2 separate regions of the Homo sapiens genome follow, and region 2 is linked to region 1. The links are chromatin loops, found by intact Hi-C in ENCODE. Cell type or tissue: mammary epithelial cell. All regions are shown on one strand.

Region 1 (8,000 bases):
ACGCCTGTAGTCCTAGCTAACTGGGAGACTGAGGCAGGAGAATTGCTTGAACCTGGGAGGCGGAGGTTGCCGTGAGCCAAGATTGCAACACCGCACTCCAGCCTGGGTGACAGAGCAAGACTCCGTCTAAAAAAAAAAAAAAAGATTGGAAATTTCCATCTTCTGCAGTAAGCATTAACTAACTCTGCACTAGGTAACACCAGCAGCTGCAGAGCTATAAACGAGAACTGATACAGATCCTGCCATTTCCATGCTGAAGAGGATGACTGGTGATTTGTGGCATGTGCATAATAGTTATATTGAGAGGTAGAAAACGATGGAACATGTAGAAAGGGCCATGGGAGCAAGGAGAAATGACTTTCTCTAGGTCAGGGTTGGGGAAGACAGGTAAAAGCATGATGAAGAGGGGACACTAGCCCAACTGTGTAGATGAACCAACCTGCCCACTCACAGCAGCGCTCCTGACTATCGGGAAGGGTAAGCACTGGATGAGCTAACACGGGGGACGTGGAAGCCCTGGCCAGGAATCTGCAAGAGAGAAATGATGCCATCTGTCTTGGCTCTAAAGGGATATGGGTGACCACATGAGCTTCCTTTTATCTTTTAAGGCCTGTGGTCCTGAAAGGGAATCAGAGTCAATAAAGGAGCCCATCTGTGTGGCCTCTTAAGGATGAAGCCCCATGTAGGCTGTTCAGGCTGGGTGTCCAGCCGAGGGCAGGTGCACAAGACTTTTCGTGCCTCCACCTGTTGGCTGTGTGCCCGTCTAAGTTTCTATGCCCAGTATGGCCCCTGGCAGTCAGCTGTAAGTCCCAGATGAGGCATCTCTTTTCCCTTTCTGTGCCATTAACCTCTGCCTGCAGCCCCCGCCCCTCCACCGAGAGCACCCTACAGCACCAGAAGGAAACGTCTCTGATTGCAGGAGCGAGACTTGGAAGCGCTGGTCAAAAGGTTTAAAACAGACCTCCACAACTGCGTAGCCTATATTCAGGAACCGCGGCTGCTGAAGGAGAAGGTTCGAGGTCTCTTTGAGAAGTACGTGCAGCGAGCAGACATGGTAAGCTCAGCCTCCCCTCCTGCCATGCACTGACCTCCGGGGTCTCCTCTCCCTCACTGAGAATCTCCTGGGCCCCGTCAGGTGGAGATCGCAGGGCTGAACACAGACCTGCAGCAGGAGTACACCCGGCAGCGGGAGCACCTGGAGAGGAACCTGGCCACTCTCAAGAAGAAGGTGGTCAAGGAGGGCGAGCTGCACCGCACAGACTACGTCCGCATCATGCAGGTACCTGCATGCTCCCCTCAGCCCCTGTGGAGGCCAAGCCATCCAAGATGAGAGATCCCATCAAGGGTCCCTCTGAGACCACCTGTCTTCAGGGCTCCCCAGGTGTCTGGGGGCCCAGTAGCTCCCCCTAAAGTCTTATTTTGGCTCCTCTCCTCTGAGCTCGTCTTGGCTGTGACTGTGGCTGAGAGCTCACCTAGGAGGTTTTCTAGGCACTTCCATGCTGCACCCTGGCCTCCACCCCACCCAATGCCCACCTCCCTTCTCCACATACCCGATTCCTCTTTTCTACACCATCTTTATCCAGAGCACACCTGTGTCCCCTGCCTCACTCCTCTCATCAGCCCCTTGGCCCTCTAGACCTTCATCCACATCATCTTACCTCTCCTGAGCCACTTTCCCTTCTCTCTTCCATTCCCAACTCTCATTTCACCTGACTTTGTTTTGCTCCTTTGTATTCTGCTACCCATATCTCGTGGCCACGCCTCATCTGATTTTTCTGGTGCCTCAGGTCCCTACCCTTATCTCTTGTGTCCCAAGTTAGCCACAACGTCCCAGAGCTGGCCTCACTCTGGTTTAATAAGCGCCTCACACCCACCTCCCTGGATCCTTCATAGGCTGTTCAGAGAGCCTGACCCCATTACTGCCGCCTCCACACAGGCACGTTATCAGGACTGCCAGTCGGGATTCTTCTGCCAGATTTCTGTTTGGGTATCAGTATCATCTGAGGCAATTAATGTGAATTAGTATCAAAAGGGAACATCAGAATCACATTTATAAAGCACGTACCTTTTTATGTTCACATTTCTTTATTGCCATAATTAAAATACTGGAATGGGAACAGGTTGCAGTTAGATTGAAACAAACCAGTTCCCAGCTTGGCCAGTTCATACACAGCTGGGCAGAGCGCACTGTGATTCAGGCCAGACCCAGGCAGGGCTGGTCTCATGTCATCTTACGACCAGTCCCTGCTGAAAAGCAGCCCAGTCCATCTACCCTTTGCCCTACTCCTTGGCCATGAAAGCCATCGGAGGCCCAGAGATAGAAGTGCCTCCAGCTGGTGGAGCCCTGAGACACCAGCAGCCGCACACTGAGCCACTGCTTAGGGCCTGGAGTACCTAGAGCATGGAGAGCCCCCTGGGGCTCTGGAGTGCAGTGAGCAGGGAAGGGAAACCAGGATGACAGCAGGAGCAGTTGTCAGCTGCTGACATCACCTAGCACCCTCTGTGCCCTGTCACCAGAGTACAGGCCTGAGGAACTGGGTCCCTCTCTCCATGCCAAGCAGCCAAAGCAAACATCGATGTAGGAGGAGGAAGATCACAGGCTAGCCAGAGGGTGTGAGCGTCAGCATGAGGCTGCTGGGGCGGGCATCCTGTCCTCTTCTGCTTCCCTATGCCCCGGAGGGTGCTGGGCCAGGGTGGGGTAGAAAGCAGAGGAGACCCAAGCGGCCTCCTGCCCAGCCCTGCCACTCCCTGATGGCTGGCAGAGGGAGCCATCAACAAATGAAGTCCCGGGAAGAACATTTTCTCCAGCAGCATTGTAACCTATGTGCTAGGGAGTCCTGTGGATCCAAATAAGTAACTCCAGCAACTGCAGGGAGTAAGAAGGGGCCCAGGGTGGGGGGTGTGTGGCAGGGGGTGCGGGTCTCCGGGTCCCTACCCCTTCAACCAGAAAGAGACTGCTTGCTGCTAACAGTGGAGCTCTTTTTGTTGGAAAAAAGTCTGGAAGATTTAAAAAAAAGAAAAGTTTTCAAAACCACTGTGCCGACCCTGGTTTACCCTGCTCCACCACTCCTCTGCCAGGAGACCTTGGGTAAATTCCTTAACTCAAGGAGCCACCTTGCCTATATGTAAAACAGGGAAGAAAACACCAACCTGAGAGTGGGGGGTTCCTGCAAGATTGAATGGGACAACCACATAAGGCACTAGGCACTGGCCTGGTACAGAATAAGTGCTAAAAAAAAAAAAAAAAAAAAAAAAAAAGGCAATTTCCAGCCGGGCGCAGTGGCTCACGCCTGTAATCCCAGCACTTTGGGAGGCCGAGGCGGGTGGATCGTGAGGTCAGGAGATCGAGATCATCCTGGCTAACACGGTGAAACCCCATATCTACTAAAAATACAAAAAAATTAGCCGGGCGTGTGGTGGGCACCTGTAGTCCCAGCTACTCTGGAGGCTGAGGCAGGAGAATGGCATGAACGTGGGAGGCAGAGCTTGCAGTGAGCCAAGATCGGGCCACTGCACTCCAGCCTGGGCGACAGAGCGAGACTCCATCCCCCCCCAAAAAAAAAAGGCAATTTCCATCCTCTTCATCCAAGCAAAGGACCTATCCAAGAACCAAGGTAGAAATCCAGTGGGAAAGCCTAGAAGCCCATCACAGGATGGGCCACGGGTGCCTGTGGACTGCAGGTGGCAGGGGTGGAGGGTGGAGGGTGGATGGCACAACTGATTCCAGACCCTCAGTTGGTGACCTTGGTGTGTGCTGGTCAGGAGCCAGCTGGACCTCATCTTCAGTTGCCATGGCCCTGGCACTTCAATCCAAAAAGGCTGAGGAAGGCCACAGCAAACATGGCATCTAAGAGTAACTCATTAGAAAATAACAGAAAATGAGGTCACTGTCTCATTTGTTTATTCAGACAGGAGCTCAGCCTCCCCACTCCATTCCTCAGCACACTGGCAGATATGAAAATAAGAGTTGCTATGAGATACAAACATCTAGGACATGCATTTTATTCATTCAGTACACATTTTTTGAGGGCTTCTTGTACAGCAAGCTCTGTGTCAGTCACTGAGGATTCCAAGATGAACGTGATAGTGTTCCTACTCTCAAGGAGTTAATCATTGGGAACCTGGACCAGATACAAATAATTACTGCTCAACTCATTGTATGCAGTGCTGTGGGCTCATCCTGGAAATGGGGTTCAGTGATGCCTTCAGGACTTGTGGAAGGTTTCTGGGGCAAGGGGCATTTGAGCTGAGCCTTGAAGGGTGAGTAGAGGTTGATCGTGGAACAAGTCAGGGAAGAGACTTCCAGGCTGTGGGAACAACCTGAGAAAAAGCAGAGAAGAGTGAGGCCTGTGAGGTGCTTGGAGACCCAAGAGTCCACGAGAAGAGAGTCCAAGTGGAGAAGAACCCACTGAAATGGTTGGTGGCTGAGGGTCATGTTGGAAAGGGCGTCCATGCCATGCCAAAAAGTACAGTTTGTCCTGTAAACAGGCTCCACCCAAGGTTTCTTAAGTAGGGGTGTCTTTGTTTTGAAAAGACAAAACACTCCATTGGCAAGGTGGGAAGACTGGTGGGGAAAGAGGCAGGTGGCAGAAAAACCCATTAGGAAATGACTGTCATGTTAAGGGTAGATGAGAAGTACTTGGAAAGGGGAAAGTTGTGGTGTCAAAAGGCATTTCAGAGTAGAAATGACAAATAGAAATGTCAGGTTAGACATGGGAGGAAGGTTGAAAGAACGGAGAAGGATTCCAGGATGGCTCATTTGTGCAGTTAGGCAGATGGTGAGCCCACTGACTGTGGGTTCCAGAAAGATGTCACTGATGCAAGGATTCCAAGTCCATGGAATAAATCTGTTGCCTGCTTTTTCCAGGCTGTGAGGTACTGCCATATTCTAAAGGCATCGACTCAGGCCATGCCATTAGGGGGTGCTGTAGGCATTCCCTTCTCTTCTCTGCTCAATACGGAGGTCGGAAAGACCTGCCAGGGTCATCAGTCAGTTCCAAAGGCCAAAGGCAGTCCTGGACAGCTTGGCAGAGCCCCTTTGCTTAGAAAGCTTTTTACATAAACAGTTTCACATCCCCCAAGACTTGGCACGTTGGTGGACCCCAGGTCAGATTTCCTCTGCAGCTGTGTAGACCTGGGTGGGGGTCTGGAGGATTGGAGGGGATTTTGGAAGTCAAACTGACAAGGGAGAGATCAGGAAGAGAAGGCTCGGCAAACCCATTGCATTCACATTTTTAATCCACAAAGCCATCCAAAGCAAAAACGGTCGACCTCAATGTGACCTCGGGACCCCTCGGAACACAGGCCACCCCAGAAAACATTTTGCAGGTAGCCCAACTTATACTTATTGGGAGTGTCCTTGGCCATCATACTATGTGAGATATTGGAATGGAGGTGACATAAATGTGAGGGGGGACAGCAGAGCCTGGAAAGCAGTAGTCACGGAGGAGCAGGGCTCTCTGGATGGAGGCACGACAGGGTTCAGACACCAGCTCTACCACTGAGATACGGCCTCAGTTTCCTCACAAGGTTGGTGTAAGGATGAACTGAGGGACTGTATGCATGCTGTTTGATACATTTGCAGTGATCCAATCAACCCTTGCAATTGTGGTTACTCTTATTATCGTTATCATCAAGCTCTTCCTGCCTTAGGTTCTGCTTGCCGCCTCCTGGCTCTGGGCCTGGAACACTCTTCTCCTCTGTCTCCCCTGGGGTTGCACACTGTCACACTGGGTTGGGCAGGGGCCCAACCATGCTTCAGCCTCTCATGGCAGCTCTGCAGTGGAGCCAAGCGGGACCTCCCATGCCTGGCACAGTGACCAGTATAAGCTTTCAGGAACTGGTTCTTAGATTACTTTTCTTACATGAATACGTGAATGAATGAATGAATGAATGAACAGAACAAGAGAGTCAGGCTGCACTGAGTGGTGGGCCTCAATCATACTCCAAAAAGGATCAAGCCCTGGAGACCCATTTAGGTAAGGGAGCATCATGAAGATGTCAGAGGTTGGCAGGGGGGTCAGGAACAGGCATTCACACCAACAGGTACCAGGAGCCAGAAATCCCAATCACAGTGACAGGGCTGTAGAGGGTGGAGGGGGTGGGGAGAAGCCAGGGCAGGGCTCCACTTGCCGGGGGGCCTTTACAGCAGAACAAGGGAGAACACTGAGAGCTGGTGACAAACCAGCAGGAAGGATGAACATCAGAATCAACTCAGACACAAAATCAATAGGACTCAGTGACAGAATGGATGGAGATGACCAAAAAGAGGAAGCAGCTAAAGATGCAAACTGTGAGAGAACTCGAATTGTGCTTTCAGTTTCTAGTGCTTATTCTGATGATTGTTATTGAGTTATTTAATGAGGATCAGGAGAAGTGAAGCTTAGCGAGGCCTACTGAAGGGAGAAATGGAGAGAGACCTCAAGCAAGCAAGCTTCCCCCTGTGGCTCTAAGACCTTCCCTTCTGTTCTGGTCTCTTTCACCTGTCCCTTATCCCTTGGTCTGTAACTTCCTTATTAGTAAGAATCTCATCTTATTCGGTTTGGTATCCACTGCATTAGTTATACATTTTCTCATCCATTTCACAAATATTTAATGAGCACCTCTAACATGCAAGGCAGGGTCCAAGGTCCATAACCCAATAAATATGTATTGAATTGATCATGTCATGATATAAAGTCTGCAAGGAGAAGGTCCATGGGAGGATCTAGCAGAGTTTTACCAGGCAGCATCTGGAAAGGAAATGCGGGAAACCTATCACTGTTATGAGACAATTTGGAACTGTAATGTTCCCCACCCTCCCTCCCAAACTGGGGAGACCGAAGAATGACAAGTCCAGCTTGGTGAGTAGATGAGTTTATTTAGGTCTTCCATGTGGGGCACTCCTGGGCAGCAGCAGGACAGCTCTAGAGACCTGCTTTGCCTCACATCGCTAAGCTGCTTTTAAGCTAATTTTCTGGCTCTTCACCTACTGTGTATGTGCCATGGGACTGTTTTCCTTAGTAGGTTTTCAGATATCTTCTAGGATGTTTGGATTCTCAGGGACACCTGCTCCACAGCTGGGCACCATGGCCTTGACTAACTGCCTGGCCTTGAGGGTTCAGACAGTGAACATACACCCTTAAGTAACCTGGTGGGGGACCCATCACACTACAATCAGCAAGGCCTGGGTTGGTTCAAAGGGTAAAGCATTCGATGGAGAAAACATCTGATTCAGAAACACAAGTACAAATCCTAGCATGAAGAATGAGGGGTTGACAATGAGGACTGGGCATTTCATCCGAGACAGAGAGATTTCATTACTATAAAGGAATACCTGAGGCTGGGTAATTTATAAAGAAGAGAGGTTTATTTGGCTCACAGTTCTGAGGGCTGTACAGGAAGCATGGCACCAGCATTGCTTCTGGTCAAGACCTCAGGAAGCTTTCACTCATGATGGAAGGCAAAAGAGGAGCAGGCGTGTCACATGGCGAAAGAGAGAGTAGGAGAGGAGAAGGGGCCGGTCTCGCTCTGTCGCCCAGGCTGGAGTGCAGTGGCACGATCTCGGCTCACTGCAAGCTCCGCCTCCTGGGTTCATGCCATTCTCCTGCCTCAGCCTCCCAAGTAGCTGGGAGTACAGGCACCCGCCACCACGCCCGGCTAACTGTTTGTATTTTTAGCGTAGACGGGGTTTCACCATGTTAGCCAGGATGGTCTTGATCTCCTGACCTCATGATCCACCTGCCTCGGCCTCCCAAAGTGCTGGGATTACAGGTGTGAGCCACCGTGCCCAGCCGAGGCCAGGTTCTTTTAAAACAACTAGTTCTTGCAGGAACGAATAGAACAAGCACTCATTACTGCGAGGATGGCACCAAGCCCTTCATGAGGAATCTGCTCCCATGACCCAAATACCTCCCTCTAGGCCCCACCTCCAACACTGGGGATCAGTTTTCAACAGGAGATTTCGAGGAGACAAACATCCAAACTATATTGTAAGGAATACTGAAATTAAGTAATATACT
Region 2 (8,000 bases), 810 kb after region 1:
CGGTGCGATGATTGGCTGTCTCTGCCATCCCCGCTTCCGGGACCAGAAGCCACCTCTGGAGCAACTGGGGCATCCCCATGGCAACCATGCCAGGCCAGGTTGGGAGAGGTGTGGGGCTCCTTCACAGCCTTTTATTGCCCCAAAACAGGTTGACACTCTCGTCCTGGTAACCCTCAGGGCCCTGCAGATCACAGTGTCCAGAGAGGAGGGGCTGTTGCTCCTAGCAGGTCTCTTGATTCAGGAAAAAGCGTTTCTCTGGTCTCAGCCAGATCCTTCCTGGGCTGATCTGTTGGGAAACCCAAGCTCTCTGTCCTTGGGCCCCTAGCCCCTACCAACACCCTCCTAGCGCATTCTAGCAGGAGAGCGAGAGGGAGTGGAGACAGTCTGAACTCTTCCCTCTGCCCACCTGGGTGTGGGCTTGGTGAGATACTGAGGCTGGGGTGTCCACCTGAGTCCGTGGAGGGAGGAGCGACTACGGTGCGGTGGGGGCGAGGCCACTCAGGGCTTTGTGACCTAGACAGAGGATTTATGTGGGTGATTAGCTGTCACGTTGGGTCTAAGCTCCTTACCCTCAGAACCTAGCTTTCCTGCCTGCCCCCAGGGCTAATCCAGAGGTGGGGGAGGGGCTAAAGACACTGGGCTCTGCCAGGGGCCTTGGTAGGTGCCAGTGACCCATTCTGTGTAACCAGCTGTGGCCTGTTCTCTGTGTATTTCTGCTTTTGTGGGTTTCTCTGGCTCTTCCTGCCTTTGAATATGTGCACCTGGGTTTCCTTCTATCCCTCTCTCCATGTATGCCTTCTGTGCTGTGAACAGCTCTGTGACCCTGACTCTGGGAAGCTGTGGTTGTTGGCAGAAGGCAGGGACACCACTGGGTAATGGGTCACACAAGTCTCAATGACCGGACTGTGGTTGACAGAAAGTCTTGGGGACACAGATTTGTAGCTGGCGTGGGGTTTTCGATAACACAGGGTCCAGGTGGCAATGTATTGGGGGTGACTCAGGGTTTGAGGGACATGGGGTTATTTGTAGTTGACACACAGATTAGGTGAGCCTGAACTGTGGCAAATGCAGAGTCATCTGGGTGACTCAGTGACAGCAATTCGAAAAGAACCGGAAGGCAGCAGAACAGTAGCAGTGGCTGTCCACCCACCCTGGAATGTGTGGCTGTGTCTGGAGGCATTTTTACTTGTAACACCTGAAGACAGGGGTGCCAACAGCATCTAGGGGGGCAGAGGTCAGGGATGCTGTTCACTATCCCGCAATGCACTGGAAACTCCCCAAGAAGAAAGAACCATCTGGCCTAATGAACTGTGGACTCTGAAGCCAACTACCTAGGGTGAAATCTCAGCTCTTGCACTCTGCAGCCATGGGCAAATTTCCTCATCTCTAACATGGGGTACCTGGGTAATACCCATCTAAGGTTGTTGGGAATACTGAGCCGATACTTGTAAAGTGTTCAAAATGCCAGTGCTGTTTATTGGTTCAGAGCTGGAGAAAACAAGAGTAGACCCAGATGGAGGGACACATCCAGGTTTTCCTTTCTCATTTCGGCTTCTACTTCAGACAGGCTTTTTCCATTGCCAAAGGCCACTTCAGTCTGATGTCATGTCAGTTTAATGGTATCAGAGGAAAAGAGAGCAGTGTTTCCCTGTTTCGGTGGAGCACTGCACTTATAAATCCTGAAGAATGGCTCTGCCTTGGCTGAGCTTGGCCATGATCACCCGTAGTTTCTCGAGGTGCCATGATTGAGATTGGAGCCACCTGCCTGGAGGAAGGACAGGCTGTTTTCCACAGGGGCGGGATGTTCTTACCAGAAGGACAGAAGGCAGTTGAGTGACCAGGATGACAGATGCTGCCATGCAAGGGTTGTGGGTGCACCTGGGTTGGCACCGTGTCTGATCCGGGAGGATTACAGGTGACCTCGTGCTGCGGGACTGCCCTGGGAGCTAATCTACCAATCTCTCAGAAACGTTCAACTTTCTTGACACTTCCTCCTCCGCCTGAAACCCTCTTCCCTGGCACTTTGGACAGCACACTCTGCTGATTCTCCTCTTCCTCCTCTGGCAGCACCTTCTGTCTCCTTTGCTGACTTCTCTTCTGCCAAGCCTGGAAATGTTGGAGTGTTCAAAACTCAATTCCAGACTCTCTTCTCCTTTTTCTTTGAACCTTCTTAGGTGGCTCATCATGACATCATGTTTGGGGCTTGACATCACCATGATGGGACTATTTACACCCTGGAATTTGGAAACGTTGCAAATCAATGTCTTGTTTTTCTTGAAGAGGCAATAGTTAAACAGTTGCCAGCACCCACTGCCCAACACCATTGTCACAAAAACTTTGTTTTATCCAGGCCTGGTCTTACCCACAACACTATTTCACTCAAATGCTTTCTCAACATACTTTCACACACAACCCAGTGTTATCCCCAAACTATTTGACCCCAGTTTAGCCCTGAGCCCATTTTCATCCAGAATGTGTCCCTCCCACAGTCATTTGCATCCAATGTTCTCTAGACACCACCATCAGCAACACAGAATCACACATATCACACATAACTAAGCTGCACATAACTCAATGTTGTCACTAGGTAGTGTGTCAGATCTGTGCCCTCCAGACCCTCCTAACACAATCATTGTCACCCAGTCTTGGTGTATGTAGACGTTTTCTTAATATTTCTTAATATTCTATTTAGGATGAGCTTATCATGGAACATAAGAAAAATAAAACAGATGTCAGCCTGTGTATGAAGAATTCATCCACAAGATTTGGTAAAGGATAATAATAATAATAATAATAATAATAATAATAATAGCTATCATACATTCATTGGGTACTTACTAGTACCAGGCCAGTTCTAAGCACTTTTTTTTTTTTTTTGAGACAGAGTCTCATTATTCTGTCCCCCAGGCTGGAGTGTTGTGGGGGCAATCACGGCTCACTGCAGCCTTGACCTCCTGGACTCAAGTGATTCTCCTGCCTCAGCCTTGCAAGTAGCTGGGACTACAGGTGCATGCCACTACGCCTGGCTAATTTTTTAAAATTTTATTTGTAGAGACGGGGTCTGCTGGAGTTGCCTAGGCTAGTCGTGAACTCCTGGGCTCAAGCAGTCCTCTTCCTTGGCCTCCCAAAGTACTGCAATTACAGGCATGGTCTGCCACGCCCAACCTAAGCACTACACACACACTCACACACACACACACACACACACACACACTCATCTAATCTTCACAACAATCCTATGAAGTAGATACTATATGTTCTTCATTTTAACAGCTCAGGAAATGGATGTGCAGAGGTTAAGTAACTGGTTCAAGTCCATGTGGCTAGTAAATAGCAAATCTAGAATCTGATCTGAGGCAGTCTGGCTTAAAAATATGCATTCTTAGCTGGGTACAGTGGCTCACGCCTGTAATCCCAGCACATTGGGAGGCCGAGAGGCAGCTGCATCACTTGAGGTCAGGAGTTCAAGACCAGCCTGGGCAATATGGTGAAACCTGGTCTCTACTAAAAATACAAAAATTAGCTAGGTGTGATGGTGTGCACCTGTAATCCCAGCTACTCAGGAGGCTGAGGCAGGAGAATCGCTTGAACCAGGGAGGCGGAGGCTGCAGTGAGCCGAGCGAGATCGTGCCACTGCACTCCAGCCTAGACAACAGAGCAAGACTCAGTCTCAAAAAAAAAAAAAAAAAAAAAAGCATTCTCTGTACTAGGCTACAGACATGTCCTTGAAAGTATTTATGCTTACTTTGTTGTTGTTGCCTCCTGTGATTAGAAAATATTATGTTTAGATATGCTTGTTTTTATTTTAAAATGTACAAGAAGAAGTAATGTTGTATTAGTCAGTAAGCTTTGGTCATAGAAATGTTTTCTTTGCAAAGGGTTGCCCATTTTTGTTTTCCTAAGATGGAGCAATTGTACTCATAGCATTGAGCCACCCATTCCTCTGAGTGGGCTAATGAGAGGTTGGTCATGAATTTTGATCTGATGACTTTGAGGAGAGAGAACCGTAAGCACTGGTCCTGGGGTAAAGGGTGGTGTGGTAGGGAGGGAGGAGGAGGACAGATGGTGGGAACCAGAAGAACCAGGTCCAGACAGGCTCCAGCCTGGTCATGAGATGGGGCTGCCATGGTTGATAAATGCTTGAGGTTTGGTTGATGATCTGAGGCCCAGTTCAACTCTTGGCTTCCCCTGGAGCATTGCTGGGGACCCGGCACAGTGACATCAACATCACTAGTAGCCCATCTGCCATCAGTCACATCCATCTTGAGGGAAAGAATGCTTAGATCGTGAGAGCATCCTGCCCTGGGACCAAGGATTTGAGAATGAGGGCACGAGTCGGGGTGCTACTTCCTTCCTTGTTCATATCACCTATTTCCTTCTTAGGTGCCTGGTACAAGGAATAATTAGATAGAAACACATGGGTAGCTTAGATAGGGAAGAGGAAGAATCCCTTAGGAGTCTACAGACGCCATACTGCAACACATTGGCATTAGAAGTAGGATTGTAGTGTCCTCTAGTGGACACTTTGTGAATTTACATAGTATTATTTACTGGATGTGGCCAATAAAGGTGGGCTGAATCCAGAAAAGGGAAGATTGGCATCCAGAGTGTTTGGAGAGTGGGCCCATAAGAGAACATTGTGTGTGTATGTGTGTGTGTGTGTGTGTGTGTGTGTGTGTGTGTGTGCACGTGCACGCACGTATGTGTTGGGGGCTGTGTAGCTTCTCCTAACTTCACCATGCAGAAGTCAAGGAAACGGTTACAGAGGCAAAATGTGGGAGTAGCTAATGGCAATGGCCCAGAGAGATGAAAAAATGTGAGAAAACCAAAGCTTGGAGGTAGGAACTTTCCGATTCTTTTGGAGTAGACTAAGGTGACTTAAGTAGGAAAAGAACGCATAGCCAGTAACTCTCCCAACAGAACTGGATTCGTGCCTGGGGTGATTCAGGATGTCCAGTTAAGCTGGGAAATACTGATTCCACTGATCCCCTTCATTCACTCAGAGCAGACCGAAGACTGTGAGACTTCCTCCCCACAGTGAGCTAAAAGGACGCTTTTGTCAGAGTGGGGAAATAAAAGGGCTTTATGGGAAGGAAGATAAGAACAGATGAGTCAGAGGTTTCTGCTTAATGGTGAGTATTTTTGTCTTAAAATGTGTGTTTTTCTTCTTTGGAGAAGGTACTGCACTCTTTTTGTGTTTTGAGCTGGAGACTTTCTTTGATATGACTGGGTTTTAAGCTAGTTGGTTACAAATGAATATTTGGGGCTTTAGAAAATATTCTTTATGTTTGGATGGGATCTCCTAAGTACATAAATAAATTGTTTTATTATTAACCTAAGTTTCTCTTGGTGAAATTTTCTGTGTGTTTGACTGGCCACAGTGTAATTTGCTTAATTTTTGAACACAGTAAGATTTATCTACAAATTAGAGGTGTTGCAAAGTTGATTTAGTTTGATAATGATTAGTTTTCTTTGTTTTTATGTGTGTACACAGTGCATTGGGTTTAATAAGCTTTTTATTGGAGTAAATCATTCGTGCAGAAAAATGCATTAATCATAAGCATATAGCTTAATGCGTCACCACAACTTGAACACATTTGTGTAAACATAACTGTCTTAGTCTGCTGGGGCTGCTATAGCAAAATGCCACAGACTGGGTGGCTTAAACAACAGACATTTATTTCTCACAATTCTGGAGCCTGGGAAGTCCAAGATCAAGGTGCTGGCGGGGTTGGGTTCTGGTGAGGGCTCTCTTCCTGGCTTGTAGATGACTGCCTTCTCACTGTGTCTTCACAGTGTAGAGAGAGCATGAGCAAGCTCTCTGGTCTCTTCTTATAAGGGCACTAATCCCATCATGAGGACCCTACCCTCATCACCGCATCTAAACCTAATTTCTTCCCAACGACCCCGTCTCCTAATCCCACCACATTTGGGATTAGGGACTCAGTGCATGAATTTGGGGGGCACACAACATTTAGTTCATAATAATAACCATCCAGTAAAGATGCCTCTCTTGTGCTACCTCCCAATCCCAGCCCTCTGCCCTCCCCAAGGTGACCACTAGCTTAACTTCTAACCACATAGAGTTTTGCCTGTTTTTGAATTTCATATAGTTAGAATTATACAGTATATATTCTTTTCTTTTTGAGAGAAGGTCTCACTCTGTCACCCAGGCTGGAGTGCAGTAGCACGATCTCAGTTCACTGCAACCTCTGCTTCCCAGGGTCAAGCAATCCTCTGAGCTCAGCCTCCTGAATAGCTGGGACTACAGGCATGTGCCACCATGCCTGGCTAATTTTTGTATTGTTTGTAGGGATGGGGTTTCACCAGGTGGTCCAGGCTGGTCTTTAACTCCTGGACTCAGAAAATCCACCCACCTTGGCCTCCCAAAGGGTTGGAATTACCAGCGTGAGCCGCCGTACCCGGCCTATGTATTGTTTTCAATCTATAAGGTTTATCTGTGCTGTTATGTATAGTAGCATGTTCATTTCCATTGTGGTATACTATTCCATTGCATGAATATATAATAATTTATCCATTTTAGCTTTTCAGTTTCAAATAATGTGTATCTTTTGGAGTAGACTAAGGTGACTTAAGTAGGAAAAGAATGCATAGCCAGTAACTCTCCCAACAGAATTGGATTCATGCCTGGGGTGATTCAGGATGTCCGGTTAAGTTGAGAAATACTGTACATCTTGGAGTACAGTTACTGTCTCCTGGCATATGCATATCTTCACCTTTAGTAGATAGCATCGCATGGTTTTATAAAGTGGTTTTACCAATTTATGCTGCCACCAGCAATGTGTGAGTTCAGCAATGATAAAAGTTATTTACACCACAGAAATTGGCAACTTTTACAAATCAGAGTTTCTTTCTTAACCAGTTGTAAAATAATTACCAGCACACCACTGCCAATGAGGTAGGAGGCAGGACTTGGACTCCGGACCAGATTGAGACTAGCTGAAAGGGGAAGAGGCAAAAGCACCTCTCCAAAAGACATGCTGACCAGTGCCATGTCAGTTTACTATTGCCATGGCAACAACTGGATACCACCCCTTTCTATGGCAGTGACCCAACAACTGGGAAGTTACCACCCTTGTTCTAGAAATTTTTGCATAATCCACCCCTAATTTGCATGTACTTAAAAGTGGGCATAAACATGACTGCCGAGCTGCCCTGAGCTGCTACTCTCTACACACTGCCTATGGGGTAGCCCTGCTGTGCAGGAGCAGTCACAGATCCCTAACACTACACTGCCTCCTCAATAAAGCTGTTTTCTTGGCCGGCCACAGTGGCTCACACCTATAATCCCACCACTTTGGGAAGCCAAGGTGGGCAGATCACTTGAGGTCAGGAGTTTGAGACCAGCCTGGCTAATATGGTGAAACTCTGTCTCTACTAAAAATACAAAAATTAGCCAGGCGTGGTGGTGTGCACCTGTAATCCCAGCTACTCAGCAGGCTGAGGCATGAGGATTGCTTGAACCTGGGAGGCGGAGGTTGCAGTGAGCTGAGATCGCACCATTACACCCCAGCCTGGGCGACAGAGCGAGACTCCGTCTTAAAAAAAAAAATCCTGTTTTCTTCTACCACCAGCTCACTCTTCAATTCTTTCCCGAGCAAAACCAAGAATCTTCTTGGGCTAAGCCCCAATTTGGGGTTCACCTGCCTTGCAGCAACATGGCACCAAACATGCGGCAGAAGAGAGAAAACGACAGCATGAGAGACGGAGAAAGAAATGGCCAGTTGGCAAGGTGGTAATGAGAGACAGCAGTTGGCAAGACAGTGAGAGACAGCAAGAGATGGCAAGTGACAGTTATTGTTAAGATGACAAATGGAGAGATGGCAAGAAATAGAGAAGCAGTCAGTGATGGAGGCTGCAAGAGTTGTAACACTAACCAAAGGCTCTTTTTAGAATCATCGTTTTCCCTGGCAGGTGGTACAGCCAAGCAGACAGGCAAGTAAGTGGCCATACTGCTACTGCCTCATGTAGGATCCGGC

Evidence for each region. A loop is a pair of places that touch in the nucleus more often than their neighbours do. Peaks named below come from ENCODE experiments on the same cell type or tissue, not always from the same donor. Only the 100,000 strongest peaks of a DNase experiment are listed, where the experiment ranks them.
Region 2: a loop joins it to region 1, with 4 times the contacts of the local background. A loop is called at or near these places in 8 of 110 quality-filtered maps.

The regions. Positions count from the first base shown.
Region 1 is chr1:43,233,360-43,241,359 of GRCh38, forward strand. CFAP57 (cilia and flagella associated protein 57) reads left to right here. Exons shown (of 23, transcript NM_001378189.1): 20 at 920-1,054; 21 at 1,136-1,279. All of the region lies in intron 1 of LOC105378685 (a long non-coding RNA gene), which reads right to left. LOC124904164 (a long non-coding RNA gene) reads right to left here. Exons shown (of 2, transcript XR_007066042.1): 2 at 3,987-4,320. Among named protein-coding and RNA genes, the nearest start is that of TMEM125, 33 kb to the right of the region's middle. In mammary epithelial cell, a CTCF peak has its summit at 4,930 (motif pointing right); no DNase peak of the experiment used is centred here.
Region 2 is chr1:44,043,355-44,051,354 of GRCh38, forward strand. It overlaps LOC124904169 (a long non-coding RNA gene), which reads right to left. Exons shown (of 3, transcript XR_007066056.1): 3 at 1,449-2,234. It also overlaps a transcript of KLF17 not described here. Among named protein-coding and RNA genes, the nearest start is that of SLC6A9, 16 kb to the left of the region's middle. In mammary epithelial cell, a CTCF peak has its summit at 4,498 (motif pointing left); DNase peaks (open chromatin) are centred at 4,527, 4,937, 5,607, 6,657 and 1 weaker place; H3K4me3 peaks cover 161 bases; H3K27ac peaks cover 2,153 bases.